Linked DNA regions of Mus musculus: regions 2, 3, 4, 5, 6 and 7 are each linked to region 1. A link is a loop called in an ENCODE intact Hi-C map of the cell type or tissue named here. Cell type or tissue: left cerebral cortex. All regions are shown on one strand. Region 1 holds the start of Gm3134 (predicted gene 3134). Region 2 has its middle 85 kb from the start of Gm35542. Region 3 has its middle 44 kb from the start of Gm35593. Region 4 has its middle 35 kb from the start of Gm35593. Region 5 has its middle 120 kb from the start of Gm24212. Region 6 has its middle 91 kb from the start of Gm35542. Region 7 has its middle 52 kb from the start of Gm35542.

The links. A loop is a pair of places that touch in the nucleus more often than their neighbours do. Peaks named below come from ENCODE experiments on the same cell type or tissue, not always from the same donor. Only the 100,000 strongest peaks of a DNase experiment are listed, where the experiment ranks them.
Region 2: a loop joins it to region 1, with 4 times the contacts of the local background. A loop is called at or near these places in 7 of 42 quality-filtered maps.
Region 3: a loop joins it to region 1, with 2.0 times the contacts of the local background. A loop is called at or near these places in 2 of 42 quality-filtered maps.
Region 4: it touches region 1 in a loop (2.5-fold over the local background); 2 of 42 quality-filtered maps call a loop at or near these places.
Region 5: a loop joins it to region 1, with 3 times the contacts of the local background. A loop is called at or near these places in 6 of 42 quality-filtered maps.
Region 6: a loop joins it to region 1, with 2.9 times the contacts of the local background. A loop is called at or near these places in 7 of 42 quality-filtered maps.
Region 7: it touches region 1 in a loop (3-fold over the local background); 2 of 42 quality-filtered maps call a loop at or near these places.

The regions. Positions count from the first base shown.
Region 1 is chr8:89,037,588-89,041,587 of GRCm38, reverse strand. The region is part of intron 1 of Sall1 (spalt like transcription factor 1); the gene reads left to right. Gm3134 (predicted gene 3134) reads right to left here and starts at 345. Exons shown (of 3, transcript NR_166639.1): 1 at 1-345. In left cerebral cortex, a CTCF peak has its summit at 3,952; DNase peaks (open chromatin) are centred at 286, 700, 1,581, 3,273 and 1 more place; H3K4me3 peaks cover 3,207 bases; H3K27ac peaks cover 3,754 bases.
Region 2 is chr8:89,302,623-89,306,622 of GRCm38, reverse strand. No RefSeq gene overlaps it. Among named protein-coding and RNA genes, the nearest start is that of Gm35542, 85 kb to the right of the region's middle. In left cerebral cortex, a CTCF peak has its summit at 2,073 (motif pointing right); no DNase peak of the experiment used is centred here.
Region 3 is chr8:89,381,578-89,385,577 of GRCm38, reverse strand. No RefSeq gene overlaps it. Among named protein-coding and RNA genes, the nearest start is that of Gm35593, 44 kb to the left of the region's middle. In left cerebral cortex, no CTCF peak of the experiment used is centred here; a DNase peak (open chromatin) is centred at 1,587.
Region 4 is chr8:89,390,623-89,394,622 of GRCm38, reverse strand. No RefSeq gene overlaps it. Among named protein-coding and RNA genes, the nearest start is that of Gm35593, 35 kb to the left of the region's middle. In left cerebral cortex, no CTCF peak of the experiment used is centred here; a DNase peak (open chromatin) is centred at 1,706; H3K27ac peaks cover 260 bases.
Region 5 is chr8:89,783,502-89,787,501 of GRCm38, reverse strand. No RefSeq gene overlaps it. Among named protein-coding and RNA genes, the nearest start is that of Gm24212, 120 kb to the right of the region's middle. In left cerebral cortex, a CTCF peak has its summit at 2,272 (motif pointing right); a DNase peak (open chromatin) is centred at 2,275; H3K4me3 peaks cover 225 bases.
Region 6 is chr8:89,308,226-89,312,225 of GRCm38, reverse strand. No RefSeq gene overlaps it. Among named protein-coding and RNA genes, the nearest start is that of Gm35542, 91 kb to the right of the region's middle. In left cerebral cortex, no CTCF peak of the experiment used is centred here; DNase peaks (open chromatin) are centred at 1,579 and 3,519.
Region 7 is chr8:89,269,430-89,273,429 of GRCm38, reverse strand. No RefSeq gene overlaps it. Among named protein-coding and RNA genes, the nearest start is that of Gm35542, 52 kb to the right of the region's middle. RefSeq lists an enhancer at 1-2,765. In left cerebral cortex, no CTCF peak of the experiment used is centred here; DNase peaks (open chromatin) are centred at 850, 1,215 and 1,906; H3K4me3 peaks cover 410 bases.

The sequences.
Region 1 (4,000 bases):
CGTATTATGGAGTCCCATCCTTCGGGACCCGTTCTGGTAAGGGTCATTAGACACTTTCTTGGGTCCCGGGTATTAGCCCGCCAGACCCCTGGAGCCAGCCGAGCAATGAAGGCAGGGTTCCGAAAGGACTGAATGAGTAGGGAAAAGTTTGTGTGCGGGAACTGTGGCCTAGAATGGGAGAGACCCGCGCAGGGAACTGGGGTCACTGAGGGAAGACCCCCTCCGACCCCAGCTTGACCTGAACTGTTCTAGGGCAGAGTTTCCGAGCTCCCAGGCCAGAGGCTACGCTCGGTTCCGGGGTCACCGGACTTTGTGCCTGACTCTCCGCTGCGTCGGTTGGAGAGTGACCAGACCCGAGGCTCGGCGGCCCCGGCTGCCCTTCGGGAATCCTCGATCCCGGGCGTGGAGGAAGGAGCTGCACCCCAGCAGAGCTCGGAAGCGTGACCTGAGATCCGCACCTCTGGCCACTACGCTCTGCGGGCGCTGGAGCCCCACATCGCAGGCTCCGTCCCCAGAGGCCTGGCTCTGAGCGGCTCTGGGTGCGGGTACGCGCAGGCAGAGCCAGAGCGACAAGGGATCGACAGCTTACTTCCTCCTCGCTGTTGGGAGAGGGCAATCCTGGCGTGAGACACCTGGACATTTTTTCAGGCGATCTGAGAGCCATTAAGGCAACTGTTTTGCCCAGCACCTTTGGAAGCTCGAAGCCTCACCAGTGTGATTCTCTGAGTCCTCTGGAAGGATCCCTTGAAACACACCCAGTTTCCCACCCCAAAAGAACCGGTTTGAGGGTAAAACCAGATGAAATTAGCCAAGGCCGCAGCAACCACTCGGACTATTTTTGTGGGGTTTCTCAGCTAGTTTCTTAGGCTTTCTGCCGCCCCCACAACAATCTTTCCTAAAGTGAGGCCTTTGCACCGGGATGCTGTTAAAACTTAACAATTTGCATACGGGGGTGGGGGTGGGAGAAAAACAACCTGGGGAAAGAGAGGTGTTTTTTGGTTTTTGTTTTTTAAATTTATACTGGTTGTTTGTATTTTCCACGCAAAGAATTTCAAAACTAACAACCACCACCTCGAGCTTGGGAAGAAAAGACCCTTGCTAGTTCTTCGCTTTGAGTCTAGAGCTGGAATTTTTAATAGTTAAGGCTTCTCATAAAGCGATAGCATTAAAGGAGTTCACTGCCTCTTACTATTATTATTTATTAGTACAATTTTTTTTTTAGTTTATTTGAGCTGTGAGGTAAGTTAATTAAGGAACTGAATCAAGTTTCCTTTCTTTCTTTTCCTTCTTTTTTTTCACTTAATTTCTCCTTTTTTCTTCCTAAAAGCTGGTTCATTGTGATTAAAGCAGTGATTATCCCGAACACCCTAGGAAACACCCCTCCCAGGCCAGCTCCTTACTCCCTCCTTTTCTTCAGTAGTAATAGTTTTAGGTTATGACTGTTTTTACATGGCTGAACAATAAGTTTGGGAGAAGTTGACTAGAGGGCAGGTTTTGTAATAGGGTTACAGGATTTAGTGTGCTGTAATAGTACTCTACACAAGCAGCCCTCCCCAGCAGCTGACAGTCAGGAGGGCCCGCCATACCCCGAATCTTTTCATTTGGGAATAGTTGTGAGAGACATACAGAGGAAAGTGCATGACACAGCTCACGTTTGCTTTTAAAAGTCGACTCTTCTGCAACGAGTCCAGCCATCTCCATCCATTTCCCTACCCAGAACAGAACATGTGCCTGAGGAGCCGCTGCTGTTGGGCGTTTGGTGGGTTTTTTTGTTTTTGTTTTTGTTTTTGTTTTTGTTTTTTTTTACTTTGGAAGGCAACCCCTTACTCAGATGCCAGCTTTACACTTTCTCTTGTCTCAAGAGGGTCTTACTACACACAGCATATGAAATATCAGGCATTACCAAAGTAGATCTTGTTTAGACCCTTCTCCCTCCCGTGTTGTCCCCCAGACTGTCTGACTTCTACACAGAGGAAAACCTTAGAAAAGTTTTCAGAGCCACAGTGGCCCTGAAGCAGCCACTCTAATTCTATGTTCTGTGGCCCCATCCTGTAGTATGTGTCGTGTTTGAGTTTTACAAAGAAAGCTACGCCTTGCTAAGCACCAGTCCCAACACCACCATTCAATTTAAAAAAAAATGATTATTTAGTTGATCTTAGAAGTTAATCTTAGAACCTTGATAGTTTATTCTACTTGAGTATTCCTATAAGGTATTTTTCTGTTCCTTATGAAAACTGGGATTGTGGTGAGTAGGGTTCATCTCTTAAAAGATATTCAACAAGTCTCCAGTTACTTGTAGAGAGATAAGTAGCCTTGGAAGAATTATTTACCATGATGGATAAATCCTGGAAAAGGGAATGTGCAAATCTAATGATTTAATTTGTGGTTACTTTTCTTTGAGTTTGGATTTCCAGGTGCGTGCCTGTGTGTGTGTGTGTGTGTGTATCTGTGTGTGTGTGTCTGTGTGTGTGTGTCTGTGTGTGTGTCTGTGTGTGTGTTGAGTTTTTTGGTTGGGTTGGTTCACTCCATTTGGTGGTGATGGTTTCAAGATTCCTGCAGCTTCTAACAGGCCCCATTCCGACTCCATTCGTTTAACAATTTTGCTGCTCAGCTTTTTAAAGGAAAGGATAATGTTGGAAGAAACTTAGAACATCGGGAATTACAGAGAAAGCATTGACTCTCCTAAGGAATACCTGAAAACCCCTTCTTACTCATATTAATAAAGAAATTCTATTATTTACCAAAGTAATTTACTCATTGTAAGCAGCTTAATGGCCACACATTGATTTCTGGGCCCAAAAGGTTAGAGAAAACTATAATGAATTCTCTTATAAAACAAAAACAAACAAATAAACAAAAAAAAAAAACAAGAAAAGAACCCTGACACCTGCAAGATAAGGCAGTTGGAAAGAATTCATGTTTCATCAAGCCTATTTTTAAGTTTGGCATAATAGAAGATTCTAGATGAGAAAATGTGAACTGTTTTTTGGTCTTGTTTTGTTTTGTTGCGATTTGCTTCAGGCTGCAAATACTTTCTAAATGTTAAAAAACAAGCACCCGGGAAAGCCTGCTGAGGCAGGAGATAAACTGGGAAGGTAGCTTTTCGGCATTGAGCAATTGTTGGTGTATTTTACATCCAATTTCTGCTATGGCTCAGGGCACAAGTACCAAATTATAGGGTGCTGTTTGGGAAACCGTTTCTTTTCTCTAAGGTTGGAGACTTCTAGTTGTCTTTTTACCAACAATATCCTTCAGAAGGCAAAAGCCCACATTTTTCTGGTAGCGAATCTGGAGGGCGATGGGAGGAGGGAATTCAGGCAGGTTCCGGGTTTCAAAACTTAGCCAAGCTCACTCAGTGTGAAGTAACCAGAAAAAAATCGAAATTCTTCTGCAGCTTAAATGTGTTTTTTTCCAACACAGTCCCTAGTGCAGAAAACCTGTGTTCTAAAATATTCTTTGAGGAGAGAAAGATAATATTAACCTGAGGCTTGACACTCCTCCCCCAAGAAGGAAAAAAAGTTGGTGTGCCAGGCTTTAGAAAACCTGGACGTGTAGAGCTGTTTTAACCTTTGCCAGCCTCCTCCCATGCAGAGGTGACAAGGTCCAGATCATAATGTGTCCTTCAGTGTCTTCCCGGTGACCCCCAATTTGAGTCTTGCTAGTCACTTAGCAGGAACTTGGTAGTTTATTTTAGTTTCTCCTTATCAGCTTGGCTTCTTTTCCTAACCTTATTCCCCCGCCACCCCCAGATGCCAGACCCCCAAAGGGGAAGATTGACAGGTAGTTCCCACGGCTCAGCTTCACCCTCCAACAACAGGGATTTAGTTTCTTGTGACTTTGCCAATGTTTGTGTAGTCAGTGTTTAGATCTCGCCTTAAGGAGTCTCTCTTTTACGCGTCACTGGAATAGGAAAGCCACAGAGTAGTTTGTGAACAAACCCTTGCTGTTGGATCCCCATCTAGTGTTCACTTTAATTCATCCATAGGGAAGACATTTTCCC
Region 2 (4,000 bases), 270 kb before region 1:
TAAAAATGGAGGCCAATATGTGTCCATGGATCAGCAACAATAGTTACTTGGCACATTGATGTCTCAAGCCCTCCTACAATCACAGCAGACATCACTAGTAGATTGTGACAGTGTTTCTCAAATCAGTCAGAATTAGGTTAGGGGAGGAAACTCTTAGATGAAACTAACAAATCCACATGGAGGACACCTTAAGGATCTCCACACAGCAAGATGGCCGCTCTGCCCTCCCTGCCAGTCATTACCTCCACCCACCACTCCTGACCCATCCGCTATTGCAGTGGGGCAGGCTTGTTTCTCCGTCTGTGGGAAAAAGGGGCACGCGGTAAACAATGTGCAAAGTTCACACGAGTGTGGCCACCCCAGGCCTGCAGGCTTCTTCCTCTCTTGTGTTCAACCCAGGAAGAAGTTGACTTCTGACTCCATCTACATACATGGCCTCCACTCTCACCCCACCCGTCTACACTGCTCAAAACCGTGTTTTGATGGAGATGAAGGGACGTTTCCTCTTCTCAGCTGTACGTCACTTTTAGTAGACTCAGACTTTTCTGGAAAAAGTGAAGAAAAGCCATCCTCAAAGGAATACAACTAAAACCAAAAGAATTCTCTGGAAGGAGCTGTACCCCCGATTTTATCTGTGGTTTTGTTATAGTTATTGTTATTGGTGTTTGTTTTTATTTTTTATTTTGTTGTTGTTATTGTTGTTGCTTTTGTTTTTCTTTTTCCTTTCTGTCTTTCCTTTGCTCCTGCCCTTTGGATCATGGAAAGAATGTGGTTATCAAAGGTCAAGGAAAATCTATACTGTACATACATCCTTCAGTAGTTCCCTCCTGCCCACAAAATAGCCCAGATAGTTTTCTGTTTAAAGCACAATTTGGTTTGGCTATGAACCCCTCCTGTAGCCTGCAGGTGCTGAGCCTTCCCCGACTGTTACCCACCCTTGGTTAGTCTATGTGAATTTCATACCTCTGAGCCTTTGTAGGAGACTGTCTCGCTTGCTTGACTTCTATCTGCCTGCCTGGTTAAGTTCTCCATCAAGGCCTAGTTCAGATGTCAACCTTGTGTGTGGCTGATTCATACATCCATCTCTTCCCTTAGGATAATTTACTTGTAAAGCAGAAAGGTTCCAAGCCTGGAGCAAGATTCCTGACCTTGTAACACTGGCTGGGTATCCACAGGCATCTCATTGAACTTCCTGGTGCCTTGGTGCTGAGATGCAGACAATCAGGATAGTAGGAGCTGGGTGTGGCAGGAATCTCGTGTAATATCAGGCAGTGGTAGAAGGATGGAAGAGTTCAGGGCCAGCCTAGGCTACATAGTCAGTCTCTTTCTCACTACAAATATAAAGCAGGTAACAGAAACTAAGGAGGAGTTAGCCAATATGCTTGGAATGGCCAAGAGCACTGATAAAGGGCAGCTCTTGTGTTCTGTAGTGGCTTTCCGCTTCTGTCTGGAAATACTGCACCCCAGCATCCAAGACAAGGTCCTTTGTGTGTTCATCCTCATACTATGTCCTTACTCTGAACCTGAGTGGACATAGGAAACCAGACAAGTTTACTGTGCAGCTTGATCATGGAGAGTAAGAAGACAGAAGTAAGAAAATGGAAGAAGCAAAGAAAGAGGGGACATTTTAATATTGAAATGTACATTGTTTTATCATAGGTAGGAGGGAGGGAGAGGGGAGGGAGGGACGGAGAAAAAGAGAAGGGAGGAAGGGAGAAGGATGAGAGAGAGGAAGGGAGAGAAGAAGGAAGGAGGGAGAAAATGAGGAGAGGAGAAGGGGGACAGAGGAACAGAGAGTGAGCATGTTCGCCAACATATATACATAAATGTATTATCTAAAATTAGAAATACTATTTCTTCCACACAACCCCTATCCACAGCCATTCATTCAGAGAAACTTCAGAGGTTTTCTCTTAGTAGAAGGGGACACTCATCTTGCTTGCCACCTCCTGGTCAGGGCATGCGCCTCACAGAATCATGAACCTGAAGGAAGTGCTTGCCACAGCCTACACTCTGACCACGAAGAATCCACATGTCCTGATATGATCCTGTAGGAGAAAGGCTGGGACGTAATAGGCCAGCAGATGGCAGATGTCCTTTTGTGGGAGTGTCCCCCAAAAAACGCGTCCTAAAACGAGACTGTCTGGGTTTGAGTCCCAGCCACAGCACCCAGCCTCTGGGTGACCTTCTGTACTGGGTCACCTTGCTTTTACAATAGGGACAATGTAGTAGCCACAGCCTCACGGGCTTGTTATGCACCTGACACAAAGCACGCACTTCCTAATGCCATTTCTGTCACGTGAGGCTTTCTGGTTGGTGAAGCCAGGGGGGAAGGAAAAGCATTTTCTGGAGAAAGGGAAGGAGACCTCACGCTGCAGAAGTGGGGGAGCCCGCTCTCTCCTCCTTGTGTTTGGATTGGCTTTCGAAACCATGCAACACTTCGTTAACCTCAGTGGGAACACTGTGCAGAAATGTCACTCCCAGGATTTGACATCTCCTTATTCTTCCTGCTACTGTTTGCTCCTTTGTTGCTTTGAAAATATGAATTAATGATGAATACTAATGAGCCCGTGACAAGACGAACTTCTATCTAGATTCCATGAACACGGGAACATCAGCCCTGGTGACATTTCTACAGAGGGGAAAGGGTACTCTTCTCCCGAACTTCCAAATTCTATCTGCCCAAACTCTTCTTCCCCCTTTCTTCCTACCCTTCTTCCTCTTTAATCCTGCTGCAAAGATTCATGAAAACCTCATGAACCTGGCTTTGAACTTGTTTGTAAGATGGTGTCTGCCATTTTTAAAAAGAAAACCCCAGTTGTTTTTTATGAAGATCTTTATGGGTTCCTCTTTCTCACCCTGAACTCACTTGGTTTCTCATTTATTGTTTCTGGTACTGTTTCATGTAGCCTGGGGATCTGTGACATGTCCAACCAGAGGGGACCTGAGACAACGAGAATGAGCACACAGTGACTTCCTAAGCAACGGCAACTCTCCCTCCTCTTTCAATAAAGCAAAACAAACAAAAAGCCCAGCAATATTTGCCTACTGTTGGCATCCAAGAGAACTTTTCTGGCATGGTCCGCAAGACTACCTCAGTAAAGTGGTAGCACTAAGTGTGTGCGGGAGGGGGAGGAGAAAGCCTAATGTGGTACCTAACTGGGAGAGAGAGGCAAGAGGCTTAAGAGTTATAGGCCAAACTGGGTTATACAAACCTTGTCTCAAAAGCAAGCAAACAAACAAGAGCCAAGAAAAAAATTAAAACTAGAGTATGCAGAGCTCTAGAAAGAACTGAGGTAGAAAGTATAAACAAAGGCTGCTTTCTCCTCCACACCAGAATTTAGCTGCAGGTTCTCAGGATGCTCAACAAGTAACATGAGGAACTATGTCAAGAGACAAACAGGTCCTTGACTTTGGGTTTCCTCTCCCATGGGCTGTACTCCGCTGGGAGACCTGCCCATGAGAAGAAATTCCCTAAGGAAAGGCACATGGCAAGAGTCCCCTAAGTCATCACCAATAAGACCCACATGCCAACAATCTCCACAGAGAAACTCCGAATCTAAAAGTATGGAGTGCAAACCCTAACTAGCTTGTGACCATGTGGCTATCGCTTCCAGGACTCCGTTTGCTTGGATGTCAAATGGGGATACATGAATGGTCGTGGAGAGGACATAACTGGGAAACTGTAAGAGCCAAGGGAGGCTTAATATAGTTGGGGAGGGAGGGAGTGGTGTGAGTCCTGTTCTTCATACTCAAAAGCCAACCTACACACTGACTTTTCTCCTATTGATTATAGGTGGAAGCAGTGTCCCCGCAGCTCTGTGAAGAAATGTAGCTTTGCTCTGGAAACTCTTCACTGGGACTGAGACACTTTGTGCCCACTGAAGTGGCTGAGACACTTCTTTGACTAGTATCAGCCTATCAAGTGCAAACAAGTCACCCAGTTTGTCACTCCTACAGCTTTCCAACCTTATCTCCATCAAGCCATAGGTCACAGTCT
Region 3 (4,000 bases), 340 kb before region 1:
TGCACAAACGGAAGGCACATACGCTACCCGCTCACACTTTACAGCCCAGCCCCGCCCAGCCCAGCGCAGACAGACTTCACTATCTGGATGGCACCCACCCATAGTTGCCACTTTTCTGGCTCATTCAGTCTCCTTCTCCTCCCTCTTTTGTCTGTATCTTCCTTTTCCTCTTCCTCTCTACCTCTATGTCCCCTTTACTACAGTGAAGTCTTAGAACCCCACCAAGCCACCCAAAAGGCTTATTCTGTTTTCCTGCCCAGTCATGGACAGGGATGCTGGGACCGGCTCCTTTACTAACTTGATGAGAAACGGTTTGACTTGACTTTCCGCTGAAATCCCCATCTCTTGCCTGGCCTGGTGCTTCCCTGGTTGAGCCAGTTCTGGGAGCTCGGCTGCCCTCCTCCACTGCAGGCTTACATGGCACAGCAGCCAAGCAGTCACCAGAGAAGGAAACACCCTGGTTAGATTATAGATTCAGTTACTTGGGTGCCTAAGTGAATTTCAACTTCAGATACCTGGCAAATACGTTTTAATCCAAGCCCAGGATGAAGCACATGTCTCTTTTTCTGGAGTTTTCAGACTCTAAAGAGAGCAGTGGCTTTGTATATCTTATAAGGGGAAGTGCTGAGCAGAATTTCCACGTGCCAGGCTGCTCAACAAGGCAAGGGAGTTCTTTGAGGGAGGTTCCATGTGGGCCAAGAAGGTAGAGAGACAGAGACCATCACGGGCTGTTACTTAACCAAACATAACATCCAGTATTGGGACTAACTCACAGGTACCCGTCAAGGTAGAGTTTACATCATTCCCATTTTACAGATGAGGCAACTGAGGCAGAACTTACAACATACAGCATATAGCAACTATAGACTATGAAACAGAGATTCAGGCCACACAGTCTGATTCTAGATCCTGGGCTTACAGCAAAACGTGACCCCAGACCAGCATAGGGACAGTTTAATTTTACAACGACACTGAAAATGAAATATCAGCATCTTTGTCACCTGACCCAGAGCCTCTGTGTACACACATTAGAGGATCCCAGGGCTGGGATCGGTGAGTAAGGATATGCCTGCACCCAAGAGGACATTGGAACAACGTACCCATCCAGGGTTTTCCTTGCCCCAACTCTGCACAGACAGGGGCAGAGAGCAAGGAAAAGCACTGAGAACACAGGCCCAGATGAAGTACACTGATGAAAAGAAAGAAGAAGGGAGGGAGGAAGGGAGGGAGGGAGGGAGGGAGGGAGGGAGGGAGAGAGAGAGAGAGAGAGAGAGAGAGAGAGAGAGAGAGGAGAGAGAGGAGAGGTAAAAACACATTTTCTGATTTAAAGACCACCCAGGTGTGTGCTGGCCTGTCCACATTTTAGGGTCTTAGCCTCTTACTTCTAGTAAGAAAAGAAACAGATGTGGTCCCCATTCATTCAGAATGGAGGCAGAGGGGAGGGGTGGGGCTGGATGGTGGGTGATCACCAAGCTGTCTTTGACCCAGACAGTCTGCCTTCAAAGACAGGGACATTAACTTCCCCCTTCCTTCAAGCCTTTGGCTGTCACCTGCCCACTCAAAGTCCAAAACTTAGTAGGCAACTGACGTGTGCACGTTCCATGGAGGAGGAATTAAATAACGCACAGAGAGCCTTGGTGGTGTAGGCAGGAGTGGAACGCTGCCCTGGCCCGGAGATTCTGAAGATGAGTCTCACTGCATTAGAATCATCAGGGGGGGGGGGGGATGTGTGTGCTTCCCTCCCTCTCCAGGCCAGTTCTGAACAATTATCACCAACAGGGGGGTGGAGTAGGGGGATTGGGCTGTAGAAAGTCCTGTTCAACAAATCCTCCACTTTTGTCTTTCAGGGGGCTGCAGACCATGGTCCCTGCTTATTCAGCATTCCCCTCTCAAACCAGGCCTGGAAATCTCTGTGGTTTTGAGTCAATGATCAGACAGGAGAAGGGCACACTTCCTATAGGGGAGGAGGATTCGGCAGGGCTCTGGGCTTTGATGCTGTTTCTATTACATCCTGAATACATGAAAGAATATGGGAGGGAGAGGAAGAAATATAAAAGGGCAAAGGAAGAAAATGTTATTTTTCTTAAAAAAAAAAAAGTTGAAGTGGGGCGGGGAAGTGTCTGATTTGAAATATCCCTAGTAACAACCACACGTATCTCTGGGAGACAAAAGCTGGTTACAAACTGATTTAAGGCAGCTCCTTTGGGGCCTCATCTTCCCAGGAAATAATGGCAGAGAGGCAGGCGTGTTTAGGAGAGTGATGTTCAAATAGCAACGTCCGTGAAGCTGGGGTTAATTACAGGAAGGACTTTCCAGGGTAATTGCCCAAAAACAACACAGGGAGCCAAACTTAGCTCCACAGGCTCCAAAGTCAGCTCTGTGCCACTTCAGAAGGATCCCAGACAGTGGTCCAGCTCTAGGGGCTGGGGAGAGTCCCCAGGAGGGTCCTCCAGAGAGGCATGGTGCACCTTGAAGGGGTAGTACACCACGCAGTCCTCCTCGGGACCTCAGGACCGAGCATGGCTCTACTCGAGTACAACCTCTCAACATTTACCTATGAACAGATCACAAACGACTTGCTGCTAGCCACACACTGTTGAGAAATTGAGTTTGGTCCCCAAGAAAGACAGAGTGCTCTCCAAACCATCAGCTAAAGTGAAGCCTGACTGTGGAGGAGCCAGGTGGGTGTTTCTAAACAGTTTCTTCAGGGTGTAGGTTTCACCCATATCCTCTTGAGTGCTTTGTGTCTAGACCACGCCCCCTTTGAGAGGGTAAAGCATGCATTATGACCATATGGCAAGTACCACTTCAGATAATTAAGCCCAGAGACCCACCACATTCTGTGAGGTGGGGGAAGGGCTGGCAACTGGGATAGGACACCTGAGCTAGGGGGAGCTGGCAAGCACTTAGAAATGTCCATAAAGTAAGCCCTCCATCCATTAAGGACCATCCAGATGCCTGTACCCTGCAACATTCCTACCTCAGGTGAACTCATAAAATGTCAGAGGATGGGGTTAGAGAGATAGCTCAGTGGTTAACACCATTTGCTACTATTTGAAGGCGAATGGAGATCTGTTCCCCCCCCCCGGGGGGGTTCAGTTCCTAATATGCACGGCCCACAGCTCCCAAACTCCCATAACTACTACCGCAGGAGACCCAGCGCCCTCTTCTGGCCTCTGAGGGTACTCACATATGTGTGCCATAGGCACACACATAGACACACATCCACAAAAGTAAAATTAAAATCTTTCAATGTGTGTGTGTGTGTGTGTGTGTGTGTGTGTGTGTGTGTGTGTGTGCATACCTATAATCTGTGCCTTTGAGATACAAAGGTTGGAGGACAGGAAGTTTGAGCCAGTTTGAGATTTACAGAGAGACCTTGTCTCTGAAAACAAATGACACTTTCAGAGAATACTGGGAGATGGAACCCTTTCTGTTCTTCCTGGAAGGACCAGGGTGGAAAGTTTTCTCCAGGCCTCTGCAGGAATCTTTCAATGGCTGTCAAGGTAGATTGAAGCAGATTAGGTTGCCCATCCCAGGGACCCTGGATGGTCCCTGGGCCACAGGGGTAACCCTGGGGATGCCTGCTGGTTATTCGTGATGGGCACAAAATGCACAGGAATGACTAGATGCTAGTTTCGGCTCCCAACCTCTCAGGCCAACCTCAGTTTGCCCACTTAGGAAGCAAACAAGTAAAACAGTTAACAATTCCCTGTGACCCCGGTCCTCACACCTGATTCTCTGACACTAGGGTGCTCCTCCAAGTGCTTACCAGAACTTGAGAACAGGGACTATGTCTCTGAGCACCTTTTCCTCTCAATAATACCTTCTACCATAGTGAGAACATAATAAATAAATATTTTGAATGGATTCGTTCATGCACGATTGAACAACCTTTATGGCTCTTTCTTCGTGTGTTTATAATAAAAGATTTGGGGGTGGGTACTGGAGAAATACCTCTTTTTCTTTCAATCCTATAGCCTTGCTTCCAAAGATGAAC
Region 4 (4,000 bases), 350 kb before region 1:
ATCATGTATCTGTGGTACAGCAGGACGGGACATGCTGGTTTGAAGCATGACATTGCAGGCAGGAGGAACCTTCTCCAGGGAAAGTTCTCCTGCCATGAACATCTCAGAAGCACAGGGCTGCTTTGGGCTAGAGATTTTATTAAGTTAGAAACAAAGAGTTGTATGTTCATAACTTACCATGCATCTTTCTGTCCTTGGCGTTCTGGCTTTTGGAAAGTTTTGTTTCTCTCCTTGGTGAATTTATCTTGACTTTTCTGATGGTGGTGGGTTGGAGGCTGAATTCTTTCCTCCTGTTGGGAACTTGGAATAGATTCAGGATCTATCGCACAATGTCAGATGCATTCTTTTGTATGTGACTTAAAAGAGTTGGATGTCTTCTGTACATGTGTAATTGTGTATTGAATTTTGCTTTTTATATGAAACGTTGCTTCAGAAATACTATTCTTGCTCTGATGTTTTAAAGGCCCAACAATACTCTGTTTCTTTCACTAATGCCGGTCCCCATCCTCTGGTGCATTCTTTACTGGATGCTAACCTCTGTTTCCCAAGTCTAGGCTCAAAACCAAAGTGTAGTCCACTGACACTGACTGTGTGACTTGGCCACTGTCAATGCTCCCGGAGCCTCGTTTCCGCATGTAGAGGTTGGTGCTGGTTACACATTGCAGCTCCTTTGTAGTCATTTGGAGAAAATGTACAAAGTGTAGGTGCGTACTGGGTAAACAGCACAGTAACTGACCTCGCAGAATCCTTACCAACTTAGCGGTTATGAGCACAGGTTTCGGAGCTGGACTGCCAGGTTCAAATCCCAGCTTTCTCTTGGGCAAGTTAAAAGAGCTGCCTGGGCCTCACTGCTTAAATGTAAATGAGAGCCATAACTGCTCTGCCCTATGGTCTGTCTTGAGGACTAAATGAGCTGATACGTGCTCAGAGCCATGTGTAATACACAGCAAGCAATCAACAACGCATTAGCTAGTAAGATTATAGGAAGCCAGTGAGAGAGAGAGAGAGAGAGAGAGAGAGAGAGAGAGAGAGAGAGGAAGAGAGAGAGGAAGAGAGAGAGAGAGAGAGAGAGAGAGAGATTGAGAGAGAGAGAGAGTTCCCCAGCTACAAAGTTGCCACTTCCCAAATGGCCTGCTTCCAATAAGGTGAACTTGGAAGTGAACTTGGAAGTCCTCCGCTGTGCTAACATTCACACTCTTTCTCCCACAAGGGCATCTAAGATAGGGTGGTGGGAAGCAGAATGAGGAGAAATCCCAGGAGCTGTGATGAAAGGAGCCACAAACACCACCGCCATCCATCTAGGCCTTCACTATATAACCAATGACCTCAGCATCCTCCTGATACAGCCAAGCATTCTGCTATTTGCAAGTGGGAATATTGGCTGATAGACTCTACCCAACTGTGACCTCTTCGTTTTCCCTGTTGACCTTTTACTTTTGCAGGAAAGTGAATACCTTTTCCTATCCCCACCTCTCCAACAACCAACTCCCTCCCACTCCCCTAGTCCCTCGCCCATAGGCACCTTTGACCCAGAAAAAAAAAAAAAAAAACAACAACTTCCCCAAGCCCCATGACCTTAGTGGTAGGACTAGACATTGAAACTGCACTGTTTATCTCTGAGCCCTTGGGCAACGTGTTTCCCACTATTTTTAAGCATCCTGGCCCCTTCCCCTCCCCGCTTTAACTCCCTATTCAGCTCCTTGGTCAGCTCAGCTATTTCAGTTTGGGTTGAGTGGTCTAGACAGGAACCAAAACATGCACAGTCTGCATTCGGGTGCCCTCTAGGCATCACCATTTTCCAAACGGTACAGGGCAGAGGAGACTGGTTCATGAAGGAGTTTTAACTCATCAGGGTGAGCCGTCTCCAGCACCAGTCACAAAGCCCAGGTCACAATACTGTTTCATAAATGTAGTCAGTACGCACTGCTAGAATTATCATCTCTAGACATTAAGTTCCTTGGCTTTCTTTTGTCTCCCCCCAACCCCACCCAAGAGAACATTCTGGAACCATGGACAGTTATTTTTGGAGCAAATTAGAAAAGCTGATTTGGGTGGGCTTTTCCACTCTTGACAAACTTTTTAGAGATTTATTTTTATTAATGTGTGTGTGAGTGTGTGTATGTTTGTGTGTGTGCATGTGTGTATCTATGAAGAGAGGGGGAACAAATCATGTATGCATTCAGAAGCTCAAAGAGGCCAGAAGAGGGTGTCTGATCCCCTGGAGTGGGGGGAATAGGTGGTTGTGAGCCTCCTGACATAGATGCTGGGAATAAAACCCTGGTCCCCTAAAAGAGTAGCCAGTGTTCTTAACCACTGGGCCATCTCTCCAGCCCTTTTGTGTGGCTTTTGACATACATCACTCTAGCTGTTGGGTGTGATTGTGAAAAATTCACAATCACAGAGTCTCAGGGGGCACAGAGCATATATACTTATTCCGTTCACATTTGGTAAGTACACCTCTTGAGCAGACAAGGTCAAGTGTAAGAATATGGCCAAAGAGCTTCCTGATGTGAAAACCTATCAGGACCTGCTAGAGGAGCAAGTGGAACTTTCAAACTGAATAGATTGGTGTTGGCTTCTCAACATGGCTGTGGGGTTTTCAGGGGGATGTATTTGGTCCCTCAGTACTTTTAGGTCTAGCATATATGCCTGCTGCAATCTGGGGCTCCTCATACCCTCTTTAAAAAATTCCTACTAATGTATTGAGTGACCTAGAGAATTGAAAAGACAACCATTCAGAGCCTTTCCCCTTCCATAAGCTAGCCACATAATAATAATCTCTCTGCAAATACTTCAGAAGGAAGAGGAAGGGAGGGAGTCTAGATGGGCTCCCCTTAGCCTCAGGAGAAAGAAAAAAATGGGTTTGACCATTATCACCGTGGAAGCCAAAATAAACCAAGAAGTCTAGAAGTGATGTAAGGCACCTTCAAGGGGATGAATACCTTGGTACCTACAGTTTTCAAACTTCAGAAGTTCAGACTAAGTATTCCACCCTCCTGCTTTGCATTTTCAGCCCAGCCTACCCTGCAAACTACTTCCCCAACCTTCTCTAACACTGTGGTCCAGCCAGAGTCAACCTGACCTTCCAAATGCACCAGGCCATTTCTGGCTCTAGCCATCACACAGTCCTTTCCCACCGACCTGACTCCCATCCTACATCCCTCCCTTCTCCATCTGCTAACACCATTTCCTCCAAAGCTCAGCTCAGACCTACACAGTTTGGGAAACCTTGCCTCACCCAGCTACAACTCCCTCACCTCAGCAAATCTTTTGTTTCTTCCTGCATGTACCATGGCTCCTGACTGACACTCCACAGTCTATCCCTATGTCAGTCATGGGGATATACATTTGTAGAGCGAATAAACAAGAGTATCTGTGAGCTTGTTGACAAGAGTCCTGTTCATCTGTTTCCTCTCAGCATCATGCCCTGGGCCACTGAACAAATGCACGGTGTGATTCTTTCTATCTGGGACCACCCTATACCCTGCCTACATCTATCTGAACTTTTTTCTTTTGGGAGTAACAAACATTGAATTCATTGATACCTACTAATCTGGTCACAAAGGTGGTATGTATATGCTCACGGATTCTACAAAGATCAATTGTGCAAAGTGGGGGGATTCCATGGAGGTACCCAGCTGAAGGATCAATCATAACTGTCACCCGAGACTTGAATACTATGTAAAAGACCCACGGTCCATCCTTGGATTCTCCACTCTCTGCAGCCTCATTCACAGCCCACATATCCCAGCTTTTACGTCTCCTGGCTCTCCCTTCTTGATGACACTGCTGGTTTCTCTTGGTTTCAGACTAGGAAGTTCTAGGGAAGGGTTCTGATGGTCTCAGCTATTCCCATCAACCCAAGGCCAGGCCAGTGCATCTCTGAAAAGAGAGATGAGATCGGAAGCAGGTCATGACAGTGTCCTCTGTCACTGATTCTGCGATCGGTCCTATGTTTCAGACACTGTGATTGAGCCACCTGGGAAAAAGAACAAAAGGC
Region 5 (4,000 bases), 750 kb before region 1:
CGCGTACACACCCACCACTAACACAAATTTGTACTCAGCAGGATGTAAGGCTTGTCGAGTCAAAGGTCAACAAGAAGTGCAGAGCACCAGGACTTGAAAGTATCTCATCACTGATTCGGTTTCCAAATTCAGGGTTTGTCACACTCTGTGAGTTTTAAGGAGGGGTGGAAGCCCTCACCTAGTGAGGTGAGAGGGCACTTGAGACAGACAGACAGACAGACAGACTGGTCAGTTCAGGCTGAGCTGTGCTCTAACAAGTGAGCCAAGTTCTTTCCGGCTTACTGAACAGCAAAAATGTTTTTTTTTTCCTGCTCATATGACATAGCTGTCCTGGAACGGCTTTGTTTTTGCTCTACAGCTTCTTCATTTTGGAATCTGCCGAACAAGAGGCTCTTGTCTGGAACATGCTGGGTCCTTTGGCAAGAAAAGGAAATACTGGTGGACCATAGCTTTCAAAGCTCTTGCTTGGCAATGTCACCCACTGTTTCTGCCTACGCTTGTTGGTCAAAACCAAGACAGGCATTCAGATTTGTATCAGTGCACTATGAAAGCATTTTTTTTCCTCCAAGAAATAGAAAAAATATTTTAATTAATGATGTCACATTTATCTTGGGGTTCAGCAGTCCCCTACCCCCAGCTTCACTCAGTGCAGCCCCATAAGAGACTGTTTTACCTGTTGGAACTTGGCACCACTCTTGGTTTGGTGCAGTTGTGGCAAAGGTTATCAATTATTCGCTGAAGTCTGTTCTGCACCTATATCTACATATGGCCCTGGGTGTAACCCCTACCAACTGTTTTCATCACTTTCTGGCCATGACTTTGAAGTAGCATGCATGAGCTTTCTCCACTGTACACAGCAAAGTGTGGAGAGTATAAGAATCCAGACAATGACCGTTCAGACTGGAGCGAGCCATTTAGGTCTGGTCTAGTTAACCTGTAAACAATAATGACTCCATAAAGTCCGTGATGGGATCTCAGTTATTGGCTCCTTGCTGATGGCATTGCAAATTATTATAAAAGTGTATCCCAGAGTGCTTGCTATAGCAACAGTAACAATAATCATATTCATAATTTTTAGTTCTTAACACTGTACTGGGACAGGGGCTGACAAGATGGCTCAGTGGGTAGAGGGTCTTGCTGCCAAGCTTTTCAACCTGAGGTTGAGTGCCAGGACCTATGCTAGTGGGAGAAGAGAACTGACTCACAAACATTGTCCTCTCACCTCCACTCATGAGCCGTGGCACCCTGAACCCACCAAGAACACAGATAAAACGAAGCAAATGCCACCCTACACCCTCACCATAATTAATAGAGTATTGGTTTGTAAATTATAGATGCCGGGATCTGGTTGCCTTTGCTACTTGGTAACTGTGGGTTCCTGATCTTTGGCTCATGAGGACAGAGGTTTCAGACTATCTGTTCCATTGCTTTTGGTCTGAGGCGAGGGAGACACTGTGAAAATGGCTGGGTGTCAGATAAGGAGACTGCTGAACTCTGAACAGCCAGGGAGCAGAGAGGAACAGGAAGGGATCAGGGGCAAGATGGCCTTCAAAGACATCAAAGCTCGATGGCTAGTGCCGATCGGCTTTCTCTGAAGACGTCAGAAGCTCCACAAGCCAGTTGCCTCTCCGTGATGGCTCACCAGCGCACAAGCCTTTAACACAGGAGCCTTCAGGGAGAAACTTCACAATTAAACCTTACCAGCTTCCATCTCAGCATGTGATGGATGAGTCTGCATGTCACCCGCAAGCCATCATCACACTTCACACCTCTGTGCTGCTGTGTACTCAATAACTTTTCCTTAATGCAACTAAAGTTCTGCATATTTTTTATTGGCACTTCAAATCATCCCCTTTTATCCAAGAAGTGTTGGGATGCATAGATTCTTAAATGTCCCCGTCTACCTTCGACATTCTGGAATATGACATTCTTATAGCTCTAAAGGAAATAATCTGAACGATCACCTAAGTTCCTCTGGGCACAGTCTCCTCAACAGAGTCTTTGAACACTGGACAAGCCAGAAGCTTTGGTCCCAATGGTACTTTATTGGCTGTAGTTGATTCTTAGGTAAACTCTTAGAAAATTGTTGCCAACTGTGCCGCAGTGACTACACCTCCCATGGATCTCATCTGGGTCCCTGCTTCCTTGTTATTTATATTTACAACTTCTAATGTTCTATTTACCTTTGTGGCACCATACAAGTCTGAATGTCTTATACCACATGCTCACTCGGGACTGAAAAAGAAAACGAAGGCACGGTTTTTGAATTGCCCACTAGAGGGCAGCAGAGTAATGGGAATTGGGATAGTCCCTGGCTTGGTTGTAGACGTGTTGACATGTGATTTGGCAATTGAATAATTTTTGATACTGTCCTGACACATAAACACCTAGAAGCAGGTTTTCAAAGGTTATTTGCACTCTAAAAGAGGAATTAAGAAAACGAACTTGCATGCCAACAGTCATTTTCAATATTCTACAAAGAATTGCGGCCTCATTATGAGATTGCTTACAGAGAATACTCAGCTATGTTAAACCTGACTGGCAAACACGCGTTCAAAATAAATTAGACTGAATGGACCTGAGAAAATAGATCCAATGACTAATGAAACTTTCTTCTGAGGCTTGGGGGCCAGCCAACTTGCCCAAAAGAAGAAACTGGGTTTTATGAGATTTTGTTTACCCCCCAGCCCCCCAGTCTCCCAGACCTTGGGATCCCCAGACTCAGGGAATGATCAGGGTAAAACCACTGCCCACATGATCTCTGGTTGAAGGTAACTTTTGTGGCAATTTACTTTTAAGCTATTCCCTTATACTGGCCATGAAAAGTCAGCAGAAGATCCAAGTTTATTCCGTTGACATCCTCGAACCCTGAGAAATAGCCCATTTGTATTATCACGCTTTGATGTATTTCCCGTTTGTGGAACTTCTTTGGTGAGTTGGCATTTTAATTTAATTATACTTTTTACTAATGGTCTTTATTTTTCAGTGTCTGAGTGTAAAACGCCCGTAGGTTTGATTATCTGCCCCCTCTTCCTGGTGCAGAGGCACCGTGCAAATTTATAAACTGATAAAATGCAGTGTAAAACTCAGGGAGGTGAGGTTAGGAATCTGTATAGAAATTCTGTTTGAAAGATGAGGCATCTCTTCGCTTGCAGGGTGTACACCCCCTACACATAGCTCAGTATCTGGACTGGGTGTCCCTAATAAGAATGGCAACACAGTTGAAGCTCAGAGAGCATCAAGGACCATAAAGCGCTCAGGTGCTCAGTGGGTCTCTTCTGAGCCTCTGTATACACAAAATCATAGTCACCACCGTATTTATTTGTTCTTCTTCAATGCCCTCCCTGCACTGAGGAGCAAACCAGACTCTAGAGATTGCTAGGCAAGGCAAGCCCTCTACCACTGAGCCACCACCCCCCCTCCAAGCAAAAGTAGCTTTTTCTTGGCATGAGTTTTAGTTGTGTTTCTTGCTTTAGAATAGACTTTGAGTGTTGTAGGGAGCTGATTCTCTGAGAACATTGTCAGCGTCTGCCCCAAAGGCTCTCCCAGGACCTCAGAGCTGAGTTGCTGTGCTTTTCACAGCAAAGGGGGGGGGGCACTGAATGGCTATCCCCAGAGACACAGCTGTACACACCCATAGTCGCATTTCATGCAAGTGTGCTCCCTCTTCTCCTGATCCTAAGACATCGCTGACAGGGAGACACACAATTGATTCAATAACAGCCTTTTAAGAAGAAAGAAGGGCGAGGGGGGCGGGGATTGAAGAAAACTTCTAGGTAAAACAATCCAGTTTCAGAAGACTGGAAGGCAAAAAGCAGAGTCTCGTTTTAAAATCTTGGGAATCTAGTCTACAAGATTTTTTTTTTAGAGATGTATTTAAGTTCAATCCAGCTTCTGAGACATGTTCTAGCTTAAAGCTCAGAATCTATAACCTAAGTTATAAGTCAAGTTCACAAGTCCCGATCCTTCCTGCTCATGTTTAGGGATGGGGGCATGATAG
Region 6 (4,000 bases), 270 kb before region 1:
TTTGTTCAAACAGTTGCCCTGTTTTTGTTTTTGTTTTTGTTTTCTTAAACAATAAATTTCAAAATCTATTGTTATAGAGTCATTGCTCATCAAAATTCTTTTTAAAAGTCAAAGCAATTTAAAAATTATAAAGAACTTCTCGGACGTGTCTAGATAAGTATGAGGCTGTGTTTTTATATAACCCTCAGACATCAGGAAGCTGCAAGGCCTGAGATAGGCTTGAGGTAAAGATTCTATCGGCTATGTCCACTAGCAAACATGGGATGGACTGCATCATATAGCATATCTGCTGAAGCAAGGGCAAAAGTGTGGAAATTACCTTCCAAGTGTGCAAACTATACGGCCAGGAAGCTACAAGTGTTGGAATCTTTATGTTGGAGCCAAAAAGTCTACTGATTGTGCTCATGAGTAAAGTACCATGTGATTCATTTTATACAGACAGCATTCCTTAGGCTGCACACACAGGCTTGTGGAAATGACCTGTTAGCTTCTTACAGCACCAGCTCTTTGAGACACAGCACGCGTTCTTCTCTCTGCTGAGGTTTAGAGACTACTGAAACTGCATAAAAGATGGTTAAATGCACGGATGGGCAGATGAGCCCGTGACTTCACCTACCCGTCCTCTCTTGAGAAGATAGGGTGATTCAAGGCCACTGAAGAGATTCTCTGGAAAGACTCTTGACATTGGTGGACATCATCCTCTGGGGGAAGATCATTCTAGAATATTCCCTAAATCTTTCATCAGAGCTAAAGTTGCACCACAATTTCATCTTGTTTCACAGAAGCTATGGTAGCTGTGGTAATGAACAACCATGGTCCTGGTTGTATTATGAAAGAGGATGAGACAGGAGGGTCACAAGTCCAGAAAACCCTAGGAAACAAAATAAAACCTTGTCTCAAAAAAAAATAGGCTAAATATGTAAAATAAAATTGTAATTCTCAAATATCCACAAGAAACCTGGGTATCTGTAGATTTCCCTCAAAAATGTAGAGATCAGTTTTTGAATGGATTTTAGTTTGGAATGTTAACATTCTGGGACTTCTGGAAACTTCCAAGGGGCTGGTGGTCTTCTAATCGCTGTTTCCCTGAGAGCCTTGGGAAGAGACCACACCTAACAGCAGAAAAAAAAAAAAACGGTCTGGTTTCCTTTAAACATTACCTCTCCCATCCCCATTCTCTATGCCACCCCCTCTCCCCACTCTGAGCTCCCCCCTCCAATACAGTTGGCGGCTGTGATCTGCTGCCTTTCAACATGGGATAAAATACATTACTTATGCAGAGAATGTTTTAATGTAACAAAGCAAAGGAATAAAAATGCCTTACAACAGTTTTATTAAAAACAAATTCCCACAGTAAATACATATACACTCTGGTTCTGGGAGCCAAACAACCAAGGACATCGCTGCTAAGTGCTCTGGGAAGTGCTTATAAATTACTTGAAATAAAAAACATTGTTGCCTGGACATCAGGGATGAAATGCTGCAGTTTGTAATAAATTAACAGAGAACTTTACTTCCCCTACTCGAACAAAGCAGCCATTTGTCTGAATAACCCACATTCAGCTGTGAGTTATATTTTCGCACTGCAACTGCATTCATTTGCAAATTATTCTGCAGTTTTAATGTTCAAGTTTTAAATACCTTGAGAACTGCTAAAGAAAGCAAAGTGGAGCAAACAGTTGGCTTGTAGTTGAAAAACTGCCCTTATTTCTGCTTGTCTTTTGGATTTTTCCCCCCTTTCCACATTTTTTTCCTGTTCTGTTAATATAAAGTTTCGTGAAAATACACTTTAAAAATAGAATGATACAATGTATTTGTGGGTATTAATCCGAGAAAGAAGTTTCCCTGGCAGGCTGATTTGAGTGATTTTAACCAGTACTCATTTTACATTTTTTAGACATTCTCTTCTATTAATACTTTAATTTAGTGACAGAATAATTTATAATCTATCTTTGAGGGTTTTCCCTATTGTTTATAACTTTTGTCTGCAAGTCTTAGATTCGGTTAGATTTTTTTCTTTCTCTCTCTCTTTCTCCTTCTACTTTGACCAGGAGAAAGAGAGAGAGAGGGAAAAAAATCTCAAAAGAAAAGTCACTTCACTTCCCTTGAATTATTTTGATTATGAAACAAAAACTCTGCAAGAAAACTCTTTTCACAACCTGTTCGGTACAAGAAAATGAACTGCTTCCCAGATCCCTGGAAGAAACTCTGATCGAAGCGTTTCCAGATTCAATCTGAGGTTTGAAGGTTATTTTCTGCGGGGGGGGGGGGGGGGTCCTGATGTCCTTGTGCCGATACTGGCTTTGGGCTTTGTTTGATTGTGTTGCGTTGTTTCAAACAAGGTCTTTCCTAGGCAACCCAGGGGATAAAAGTCTTGTCACCATTTCCAGGAAGAGATCTGAGGAGGGAAACTCTTCAGAGGCATGAAGCATGTTATTTTCTGAAAAGTGGCCCATAAAATATTTTTATAAAGTAGGAGTTGAAATCATTTAAAAAATCACTCTCTTTTATAAATCTGCTTAGAGAAAGCTCTTTTGATCCCTTCTTCCTTCTGATCCTCATCTTTTATTTTGCTTAGAGGTAAACATTTGCTTCATTTAAACAACAGCGCTTGCTATTGTGGGTCTTAAATCCTTCTCCAGCACCCTATGGCGATTCATCACGTGGGGGGAGACCAAGGGACTTTGCTTCCAAGACTTTTACCATCCCCAGAAATTGTTTGTTGGTTTTGCCTTGGTTCTTTTTTTTTAATCCCTCCCACCCTTACCCCCACTCTGTGCTGTGGGGGAGATTGTTTTTAGGACATTTCAAAGCCTTCTGTGACAAGGGAAGCAAAGTCCCTATACAGAGAATAAGAGATGCTAGATTACATGCCCTGCAAAATGGGAGATATTTCCAATTCCCTTTTAATTGAGATGTCTAAATACCCATTGCTTTAGAGAAGTCGATTTCCAAACAGTTTAAAATGAAGAATGCTGCATTTCAACGGATACCCTCCCTCTCTGGCCCTGGGGGAAGGGGACTGTCACCTGTGGAGCTGTGGGGAGAGGGGGACATTCACAATTTCAGATGTGTCAGGCACAGGAAGGGGCAGCTGCAGTATAGAGGTGGTCCTAGGATGTTTATGACAGCGTGGACTGTGGACAGGAGAAAACGGCTTCTCTGGTTAGCTGGGTCATGTGTACAAATGAGTACACCTCTTTTCTTTGTTTTGTTTTGTTTTGTTGTTTTGTTTTAAATGACTCGATAATGCCTGGTTGGTGCTATTTGATTCTCTGACCATCTAAGCCCGATTAAGAGCATTTTCTTAGGCCCTAAAGATGTCCTAGCTGGCCACCCATCTGGTGCTAGGCTCCCGTCCATGAAAATCCCCCAGCTTAGCCCTGAATATTCTTTCTAAAGACGGTTAAGTAAAAGGGCTGGCATTAGCATATGTTCCCCCCAAGTGTCCTGTTGAACTTTTTTGCTGGGCATTACCCTACCACGGGCTTTCTGGATGCTATCCAATGAGAGATTGGCTTGGAACTGTAAAATTAGCCATCTGCCTATTAAAAATGTAACCAGCTGCATCGGATGAAACACAGTGACTATTGAAATGAACTCATCCGGGAGAGAACTCTCGTCCCCTGCTTGGACATTTTTCCAATCTACTGCTGGACCGAGACACTCCAGCAAAGAGCCTTGCGACCTTGTTGAGAGGAAACCAGCCTGACTCTCACGAATGGAGAAGGCTTGTGAGTTTGTTTTGTTGCTAAAATCCTGGCATTTCTCAGGGCTGACTTGGACCTTTAAGTAGAGAATTCTCTGTTTTCCTCATACTTGCTTAAAGCACCTCTCTGTTCTAGGAATGTAAAATATAAAACTGGACAAACCCCAAAATGTCTTCTGTGTGTTCCGATACTCCATTCTTGGTCCTGGAGACTACTGATATACTTCAACTGCACACCTAACATAGTCTCTCTGCAGCACAAAATCGTTAAAACAGAGATATAGAAATGTA
Region 7 (4,000 bases), 230 kb before region 1:
CCTAAACAACCCTAGTGACCTATTCACCCAACCAGTCCTCCTAAATATCCAAAGTGTGACCAAATAGCCAAAGTTTCCAGAACTTTGTGAAAGAGCAAGGCCAGCTGGGTACCATGTGTTCAAAACACGAATCTGTGCAGATCATTTTAACCTAAAGTAGTAACAATCTCATTTCCAGAAACAGAATTTGGATCCATTCTGTCACTAGGGAGTTTGAAAACTCGAGGGGTGGGGGAGTGTGGCGTAATTTGAAGGCAGGACCACTGTGTTAGCCTGACTTAATCTGAACCACTAAAGATGTGTCTCCTCTTTCAGAGGAGAAGGGACCAAAATATTTAAAGAAATGATGAGTTTCCTGTTAGGGAGGTAGGTTGTGATAGCTGCTGAGGGCATTATGGTTCTGAGTCAGGAGATTGCAGTGAGGGTGGGCAGGACAGGAGGGGAGTGGGTGGGATGAGCCCCCACACACTCACACGGACACCATCATTGTCACCGCCACCTTCCCAGCTCTGAAATTTCATGGTACACACACACACACACACACACACACACACACACACACACACACACACACACACACACACACACTGTACCCAGTAGCATTTAAAAAGGTTGACTCGCAGTGAGGTCGCGGATCAGCTGGAAAGTGCAACCAAATCTCCGGTCTCTGAGAACGTGCGGCTCCGCGACGGGTCCACGGGACCTCTCTGTACTATTATGGTCACTTGTAGTCAGTTCATCAGTATTTCAAAAGATAGTTTCCAATAAATTAATCCTTCAGTGTTGAACTGCAGTTTAGTCGCAGACGCAGCCTGAGGGCGGTCCCTTCCTGCTGGTGGGGACGAAATCCTCCCCGAGTGCAGGGACAGAAACAGCCCTTCCGACCGCGTACACACAAGCACGAAAGAAGGCCAGTGGGTCGCACCGAAAATCGCGCCTCGGCTGCTCTCTGAGGCTTAGGAGTTCCTCGAAGGGCGACGCCAGCACCTCGTCCAGCATCAATTAGCAATCTGTGAACTAATAATGAAAACCAAAAGCCAATTCTCAGCGAAAGAAGGTGCTGGCCGTGGCCCGCAGTGACTCTTTGTAGGTGTTGAACGTGTGTGTGTGTGTGTGTGTGTGTGTGTGTGTGTGTGTGTGTGTGTGTGTGTGTGTGTGTGTGTGTGTGTGTGTATTTTTAGATAAGGACTTATTCTGCATGTGGTAATTAGGGCCCCAAGGGGTTGCGATTTTTTTCCCCGTTCTCCCCCACGGGTTAGCTAAGTGGCAGGAGGAGGCAGCTCAAATTCCCACACATCTGGGGTACACAGATACAGCCTCTAATTTCCTGTCGGCGCCACTGGTTTCTTTCGAATTACTTGCTAAGTAAATGATTGTTATAAAACGATGAAGATTCGGTCAATCAAATTAACCCCTTTTGTCCATTACCTCCCTCCCCCAGCACAGTGGTCCCCTTCATTTGCCTAAACTCCTGGCTCGGGACAATGAGTTCCATCTCCCAGGCCCCAGCTATGCTCAAACTGGCCCAGTGTAACCTGAGCGAGAACCCAAGGCCCCCAATTGTTTTGCTAATCAAGATTATTGGCCCATTGAGATGTGAAGGCGCAGCCTGGCTGACAAAAATTGTCAGTTTCCCATGAAATAGTTCTCTCAGTTTAGCCTGGGTGCGGGCAACTATTAGCATATAAATGAAGATTCTCCCTCCTCGGCCCTTCCTCCTCCCTGTCCGTTCCCCCATCCCAAAGGGATGCGAAGAAAATATAAACACACCCCACCCCCAGCTCCCAACCCCCGAGGAGCTTAATCCCGCCAGCGTTTCTCCCGGGTCTGGAAATTTGTGGGCACCAGGCTCAAAGACTGCCTCTGGGAGAGACTCATTTGAACAAAGCTACTTTTAAAGCCATGGCTGCCAGGGCCTAGTCCCCTGCTGACTGTAAGAGCCACTAGCTGTGCTGGGAGGGCACAAATGGCCCAGTGAATGCCAGGGCGAATCTCCAACACAACCTTGGGGACGGTGGCAAAGCCAAGCATGGCTCAGGGGTCAGCCACCCAGACCACTAGCTGGCTGGACCTCCAAAACCGTCCCTGGCCTGCTTTTCTTACTCTGGTTTAAGGGCTGAGGGTCGGTTGGGCATGGCCTTGGTAACCTTGTCTGTTTTCTACCGGACTGTCAGGACAGCCTGACACACAGCTGAGCTAACTGAACACAGAGAAAGTCCCCTCTTCTTGTCTTCTGGTGTAAACTTAGAGCCACAAGGAAGAAAGGGAATATTTTATGTTTAAATGTCATGTATAATGATATATCTTTATTAGCTGAGTGATATTGGCATAAGCAAATCGCCAAAGACACAATGAAAACATTTTTGCATGTATGACCAAGATAAAACCGTATGTGGGTTTAGACACTTGGAGCTGACTTCACTTCCCATGAACTTGGCTTTCTTGGCTCCTAGGTTCCAGAAGCTCCCACCACGCCCCTTAAATTAACACTTCCCCATCCCTCTGCCTCCTGCTACCTGATAGGAAAGGACATCTAATTGCAAAGTGTTCCTAGGAGGCCCACAAGGAAGAATCAAGTCCCTGAAGTGGTCCTGGCCCGTGTGTCCACCCATCCAATGCAATCCTCTCCAACAAAACCACTGTGGACACGTGGGGCTTTGAAGTCCCGGAGCCTGGATCTCAGTGTTGGCCAAACTCTTGACGCTTGGAATCAGAAATAGCTTTGTTTTTATTTGACATGAGTTTGGGATTTTCATGCTGAGAATATGGACTGAGAGATAACTAGGACTTTACCATTGGCTCTATAGATGTAATATATGATTTGATCATTAAAAGTTATAGAAGCAAGTGATAGGTGATTTCTCTGCCTATGAAATGAGCCAAATCAATACAGGCTAGGTTAGATAAAGGCAGGGGAATTGGGAAGCTGCTCTCCAGAGGGTTCACTGGCTCCAAGAGTGGAGGCCAGGGAAGTCACCACGGGGAAAGAGAAGCGGGGGAAGTGGAAACAGAAAGAAAGGGTGTGCACAAAGAGAGGAAGAAAGAGGGGGGGCAAGGGAGAGAGAGGAAGAGGAGTAAAAGGAGAGGGAGAGAGAGCAAAATATCTGGATTATATGGAAGAGCCTCTAGGGGAAGGGCAGCCTAGAACCTTGGCTGGAAAGTTTAAGGTTGGGTGTGGGGTGTGCAAGGTAGGGGACTGAGGGATGCTGGGAGAACCTGGAGGCCAAGTCTGCTTTGATATGTAAAATATGCACCTCAGTCCCTCTTCCCAGGGTGGAAAGCAAACAGCAGTTTCTTTCTCTGGGCTTTCATTTGTTCCTCTATAAACAAGAGAAACAAGTTAACTCTTTGAAGGTCGTGGAAAAAAAATTACAAGATTATGTTTTTGTAAAGTGCCCAGGTTGTCTGGCATACAGCAAGAGCAAGCCTTTTTGTCAAATCACAGGGGAGGAAAATTTAGCAAAACTTTTTATCCCTTGATTTAGTTTGTGGTTGCAGTTTATAAATAGCAAGACCGTCTTTATTTCTTGCTAATGATCTAAATTTTCTTTTAAGATAAATTTATTGTTCTGGTTTTGTTGTTTGTCCAGAAAGACCACACCAGGCCAAACAGTTCCAAGTGAGGTTTACTGAAGGAGAGACGGGCAAAGGTGGCTGTGAAAAGAGAAGGGGGAACAGAGAGACAGAGATCAAATAATCAAAGGGGTCTTCCTTTTATATGGATAGTGACATAGCCACAGGTAAAGGAAGGAGGTGAGCCAAGTGGATTCTGAGAATATGGTGGCTGTTGCCTTGGCAACAAGTGTGCGGGAGGCCCTATAGCCTAGGTGTGATGTCACTGGGTTCGGAGATCCTGATACCAACAGGTTTCATTTCTGTTGCTGTGAAAAAAAAATGTCTTAACCAAAAAACACTGCAAAGACCACAATGAAAGGTAAGAGGTTACAGGCCTGAGCTCTGTTTTCATCAAACTTTCCCTTCCTGTTTTTTCTTAATTTGT